Linked DNA regions of Mus musculus: region 1 is linked to region 2. Evidence: chromatin contacts called from ENCODE POLR2A ChIA-PET data. All regions are on one chromosome and are shown on one strand. The core of a region is the stretch at or near the end of the contact, and the rest is flanking DNA. Distances in the headings are between cores, read along the strand shown.

Region 1 (3,192 bases), core at 495-2,994, 43 kb before region 2:
AGAGCAGTCAGTGCTCTTAACTGCTGAGCTATCTCTCCGGCCCCAAACTTTTAGAGAAGCCTAATGGCTCAGTAATAGAAAACAAAGGCTTAGTAGGTTCTTGTTTCTTGGGAGTAAATATCAAGTCAGTATATATTTCTACAAGTACATCTATTTTATTAGTATGCAAATTTGATTTGGTCTTTAGTTAGTGATAAAATTGTATGTATGTTGAAAAAAAAATTTTAGGAATCCATTTGCGTGTTTGTTAGTCACTTGGGGTAGGCTGGGGTTTCATTTTTTGTAATGCTGGGAATCAAGCTCAGGATTCATGTACTCTATAAACTGATCCCGTGTCTCCAGTCATGTCAATAGCCAAGTTTAAAATGAACTTCTTTGCCCTGCAGTGGTGGCGCTCGCCTTTAATCTCAGCATTTGGGAGGCAGAGACAGGCATATTTCTGAGTTCGAGGCCAGCCTGGTCTACAGAATGAGTTCTGGACAGCCAGGGCTACACAGAGAAACCCTGTCTTGAAAAACAACAGCAACAACAAAGAACTTATTTATTATCGTTACATGTTTGACCTTATAAACCCCCCCCCTTTTTTTTTTTTGACACAGGGACTCTCAGTATAGCCCTGGATATCCTGGAATTCACTCTGTAGACCAGGCTGGCCTCAAACTCTAGATCTACCTGCCTCTGCCTCCCCAGTGCTGGGATTAAAGCTGATATGACCATACCCAGCCATAACATGTTAATGTACTCGCGTCACTTCCCCATTTGTGTTTGTGAGTGAGCCTGTTACATAGTGGTGTAGAGGGACTCTAGTCTCTCCTTTCACTTTGTGGGTCCTGTTTGAACTCAGGTCATCGAGCTTGGCAGCAAGCTTCCTTATGTCTGTGGCATCTCCCAGGATTCCTTCCTGCCCTACTTTGAAAAAGCTTATTCATCCCCCTATGTGAGATCAAGTTCAAACTTCACTTGGGAATTCCTGTCATGACCTTGATGCCGTTTATCTATTACCACCTTAACAATTCAGGTAGGCCTGGAACTCAGGAACTCTGCCTCCTGAGTGCTGGGATTAAAGGCGTGCACCGCCACTGTCCTGCTAAAAACCTTAACTCTTTATAGTATTATAAGGGTCTATGACGGGCGTGGTGGTGCACGCCTTTAATCCCAGCATTTGGGAGGCAGAGGCAGGTGGATTTCTGAGTTCGAGGCCATCCTGGTCTACAAAGTGAGTTCCAGGACAGCCAGGACTATACAGAGAAACCCTGTCTGGAAAAACCAAAAGAAAAAAAAAAAAGGGTCTATGATTTGCTCAAGAAAGATAACCCAGACTCAAACAGTATGTAAACACAAAGAGTGTTTTATTCTGCAGAAGTCCAACATGCTGGAGTCTCCCATTACCAAGATAGAGAGACCCCGAAGTGAGTTCAAAGGCTGGATTTAAAGCACTATTAAGCGAATTCCAGGGAGGGGTAGGTGAACTTCTAGTTTACTTAATCTTGGCTCTATCTCTAAGGACATTCCAGAATGGGGGGTTGGGGGCGGGGTGGGTGCTGGAAACTATTGCTGAGAAAAAAAAAAAAAAAAAATGAAGGCATCCCCAGCCCCAGGGGACGACTGGGTCGCCTAAGTGGGAGGGGCCAAGAGCTCCCCGGCTTGGGTGTGGTTCAAGTCATCTCCAACCTCCACCATTCAGCGGCTGCGCTGAGTCCCTTCTGGCTGGTAAGAGCCGGAAGTGGAGCTTAAGCTTCCCATGATTCTTTGCGGGGCGTCTATTTTAACCGCAGGACGACTAGGCTGGCAGTCGCGATGGCTGCGTCCGGTGAGGAGGATATGTCCGAACTGTCCCCTGCTGCTGCCCCAAGTAAGGCGTGGGATCCATAACTTGGGGACTCGTTTCTTCCCTGCTGCTACCTCCCCAGATGCATTTAGTGGCTGACGTTTCCTCCGTCGTTCCTTTCTGTCCTTGTTCCTGGTGTCCCAGTCCGCCCTATCTCTGCAAGTCACTCCCTCGCCCTTAAGTGGAATTGTTTTTCCTGCCCTGTCCCCTTGGGTGTTCTGCCCCTGATATTTCATACCGAAACATTAGTCTCAGTCTTCTAAAGCCCCCTTTCCTGTCCCTGATGTCACTTAAATCGTCCCCGGCCAGTATCAGGTTTCCTGTCACCTATGGGAGTGTCTGCTGATGGAGCCTCTGGGAACGCTAAGACTAACGCTGACTTTGACAACCCCTCCCCTTTCTTTACCTTTTCACTTATGGACTAGATTTGGATTGGTATGAGAAGCCGGAAGAAACTCATGCTCCTGAAGTAGATCTTGAGACTGTCATCCCGCCAGCCCAGGAACCTTCCAATCCTGCGGAGCCCTTTTGCCCAAGAGACCTGGTGCCGGTGGTGTTTCCCGGGCCTGTGAGCCAGGAAGACTGCTGCCAGTTTACTTGTGAACTTCTCAAGCATATCCTGTACCAGCGCCATCAGCTCCCTCTGCCCTATGAACAGCTGAAGCACTTCTACCGGAAAGTTCCCCAGGTATGTGCAGGCTTTCTGAGAAAATTGGTGGGAAGACTTTGTGGCTCATAGATGATGGGGAAGTAGAAAAGTGACCTAAGATGTCTTCAGCCTCCCTGCAAGTCTAGGCTTTTGCAGAGCCTTCCTTGCCTCATTTTCTCTGCACTTGGGTCTCTCCCTTTTTTCTCTTGTTCTTTTTCTGAGACTCTTCCTATTACCGGTTGTATGAGGATATTATTAGTTCTTTTTGGAGCTGTACTGATGGTTGTGAGCCATCATGTGATTCCTGGGAATCAAACTCAGGACATTTTCTGCCCGCTCCGGCCCTGCTCACTCTGGCACAAGGGTTTGTTTGTTTGTTTATGGTTTTCTTTGAGACAGGGTTTCTCTGTATAGCCCTGGCTGTCCTAGAACTCACTTTGTACACCAGGCTGGCCTTGAACTCAGAAATCCGCCTGCCTCTGCCTCCCAAGTGCTGGGATTAAAGGCGTGTGCTTATTTATTATATGTAGGTACACTGTAGCTGTCTTCAGACACTCCAGAAGAGGGAGTCAGATCTCATTAGGGATGGTTGTGAGCCACCATGTGGTTGCTGAGATTTGAACTCAGGACCTTTGGAAGAGCAGCAGTTAGTGCTCTTAACTGCTGAGCCATCTCTCCAGCACATGAGTTTGATCTTCTTTAATTAATTTTTTTT
Region 2 (3,253 bases), core at 228-2,727:
CACACACACAAATGCCCCCTTAATTATCTCTTGATTCCCCTGAACTGAATCCCTTATTGGCCACTCTTTCTTCTTTTTTCCTTCTTCTTCTTCCTCCTCATCCTTCTTCCTTCTTTCTCCTTCTCCTTCTTCTATCTTCAAGACAGGTTATCTCTATGTAGCCCTAACTGTCCTAGAACTCTCCTAGAACTCGCTCTGTAGGCCAGGCTGGCCTTGAACTTAATCTGCCTGCCTCTGTCTCCTGGGATTAAAGGGGTGCTACCACTGCCCAGTTTATCTATCTGCCATTCTTTTTTTTTTTTTTTTTTTTTTTTGGTTTTTCGAGACAAGGTTTCTCTGTATAGCCCTGGTTGTCAACTCACTCTGTAGACCAGGCTGGCCTCAAACTCAGAAATCTGCCTGCCTCTGCCTCCCGAGTGCTGGGATTAAAGTTGTGAGCCACCACGCCCAACTTATTTCTCAGTTTTAACTAATATTCCCTGGTTGGCCAATTTTAAAGACAAGTCCCTTCCCGCATCATTTCTTTATCTACATCACTTATCCTTTCCTGCTTCTCACAGAATACAGAAAAGACTATATCCAGAAAGACCTTTTCACTCTGCCAAACTCCATCCTTTTACGAGCCTGTTCAAGAGCATCCTCTTTATGAAAATTTCAAACTGACTTTGCTATTTCTGGTTACAGAATCTTACTGTACTTTTTCATGCAAACGGATAACTTCCGTTTATTGGTGGGGATGTATACATAGCTCGTTAGAACCCAAGGAAGCCGTGCTTTTTCCCTTTACAGTCCTTTTACAGCTAGACTCACAGCGTTTGACCTTCAGTAAGGTCTCAGATGATGCTAGAATCTGGTTACCTTTCCAGATTTAATATTAATGAAATGCAGACCTAACATTTAGCAAGTCTTAGTTGTTCAACTGCCATTGCACTTTGGCTGCTATCTTACAAGTCCGTAGCTTAGGCAGAGAAAGTGACCATTTAATCACACATTTTTCAGAGAAGAATTGATAAGGTGGGCTTGGCGGCATGCTTTAACCAAGGAGGAGGCGATTTGGAAAATGATGGGAGAATTAACACTCAGCCTTTATAGCTTTTCTGAACTCTGAGACATTCTTCTCTTTGATCTTTAAACGACCAGGTCTTTCTCTCAGTTCTCCTTGACTTTCGGAAGACACTGAGAACCGGGAGGTGAAGCCACCCCGCCAGCGTCTGTAAAGCCTTTAAGCGGCCCGCGGGGGATCGCACCTCCCGGGTCTCAGAGTCGCTGAGAGGGAGGGGCACATCGCGGCTGGCTGAAGTGTCACGACGCTCTCCTCAAGTCCCGGGGGTCGCTGGGTCCTGGGACTCACCTTCTCTCAACCCGCGAGCTGGAAGCCATAACCAGCCAGTGGCAGCGGGGCCTGCCAGGAACGCTTGGAGCTGCCGCCCGCAGCCTGACACCAGAGCCCTGAGGGCCGCCATCTTGGAACGCACCTGACCGCGTGTGCACTTCCGCTTCCGGAGCAGGGGTGTGCGCAGCCGCTGTGCGGCGGGAGGGTTTCTCGTGGTCACCGATCCCTTCTGTTTCTGTCACCTCCTCTGTCTGTAAATTACACGCCACCCGGTTTCCTTAGTTTTTCTTCCTGCTGGGCAGCTTTTGTGACTGAGGCTAGACCTGTCAGGACAGATTGGGATGGTAAGGACTCTGGCCCTCAGCATCAGAGGTGGAATACAGTTGACCACCCCTCCCACCTGCCGATCTTTGTTGCTAATACACACTTTCTTTTCTTTTCTAAAAGATTTATTTATTTAGTTAGTTAGCTAGTTATTTAATGTATATGAGTACACTGTAGCTGTACAGATGGTTGTGAGCCATCATTGCTTGCTCTCCTGCCCAAAGATATTATTATATCTAATTACACTGTAGCTGTCTTCAGACACCCCAGAAGAGGGCGTCAGATCTCATTACAGATGGTTGTGAGCCACCATGTGGTTGCTGGGATTTGAACTCAGGACCTTCGGAAGAGTGGTTGGTGCTCTTAACCGCTGAGCCATCTCTCCAGCCCCTTATACACACTTTCAATCTTTGTGTTTATATACACTTCCCTGATTTCTTGCAGGGTTTGGAATTATAGAATGCTTTGGTCAGGAGACAGGATTCCTACAAATGACTTTGGTCAGTCCGCCAGTGCAGAGAGGAATGCGAAGCTGGGCCACCCTAGTCACCCTTGTGGCTGCATCCTGGGAAGCCCAGGGCATCCCTAGTTCTTTATGAATGGAAACAACACCGCTCCCCCCTCCCCCCCTATAAAGAGTCACTGCCAGCGTTTCCCACATTGGCACCTCTTTTGTCCTTCACTGTTTTGGAATGAACAGACCTCTCTGCGGAGAAAAGGCTTTAGCCTCTTTTTCGGTCTTCTGTCTCCCTACACTGCCTAAGAGATCTAACATTTGGTGTCAAAGCCCGGGTTGCTGCACCACCATTATGCTAGGTTATTTAAAGGCAGCTGTAGAGAGACAGAAAGAGAGGCTCAGTTTGTCCTTAGCAGGGACAATGCTTATTCTCAGCAAGGGAAGATGGGCAACAGCCCCTTACAGGAGTAGAAATGACTTCGTAGTCTGAAAGGGAAGCTGAGAGATGTGGCCTTTCAGCTGGAAACAATCAGTTAGCCCATGCATCATAAAAGGGAGCTCACTCAGTTGGGGGTGATGTAGTGGATTCTGACCCATTAAGTTCTTCCCATGGATGTACACCTTGTGTGAGCATCCATGGGCGGTCATGCCTGATCTCTCCCCCTACAGAGACCCTGACGAGACATAGAAGAAAGAGCACGCAGCCAATGAAAAGGCTGTGGAAAGGAGGAACTGAAGGATGTATGGGTCACCCTGGCTCCTGGGTTCACTGCTGCTCCACCAGAGGTGGCAGACTGAGGGGTGTGCATGTCCTCCTTGTGCCTGTCCAGCAGTTTCCTACTGAAGGCTGGAGAGCCCGGCCAGCACTGGGTTCCCACTGCTCAGGCCACTGAATGGGCTGGAACTGAACTGAGTGTTTCTGGGCTGTTCTGCTTAAATCAAATGGCAAGAAGCTAGAGGAAAAAGACAGTTTCTAAAACGAACGAACGAATGAATGAATGAATGAAGAAAATGGTAAATGATATTTTCAAAACCAGCTTTCATTTTCTATAAAGACAGGTTAAAAGAAAACAGGTAACCTGGTCATAGTAGAAAAAAAATGAAGGAAAAAGGAATAAATACAACAGAGAATCCTGAGG

Evidence for each region. ChIA-PET counts read pairs that join two places held with the same protein, here RNA polymerase II (POLR2A).
Region 1: POLR2A ChIA-PET joins it to region 2 with 15 read pairs in Patski. The contact joins the promoter of Mad2l1bp here to the promoter of Mrps18a in region 2. POLR2A ChIA-PET finds 5 or more read pairs at or near these places in 3 of 5 experiments (Patski and embryonic stem cell).

The regions. Positions count from the first base shown.
Region 1 is chr17:46,152,103-46,155,294 of GRCm38, reverse strand. Mad2l1bp (MAD2L1 binding protein) reads left to right here and starts at 1,744. Exons shown (of 3, transcript NM_025649.3): 1 at 1,744-1,852; 2 at 2,254-2,516. The coding sequence starts at 1,798.
Region 2 is chr17:46,109,228-46,112,480 of GRCm38, reverse strand. Mrps18a (mitochondrial ribosomal protein S18A) reads right to left here and starts at 1,477. Exons shown (of 6, transcript NM_026768.3): 1 at 1,352-1,477. The coding sequence starts at 1,463.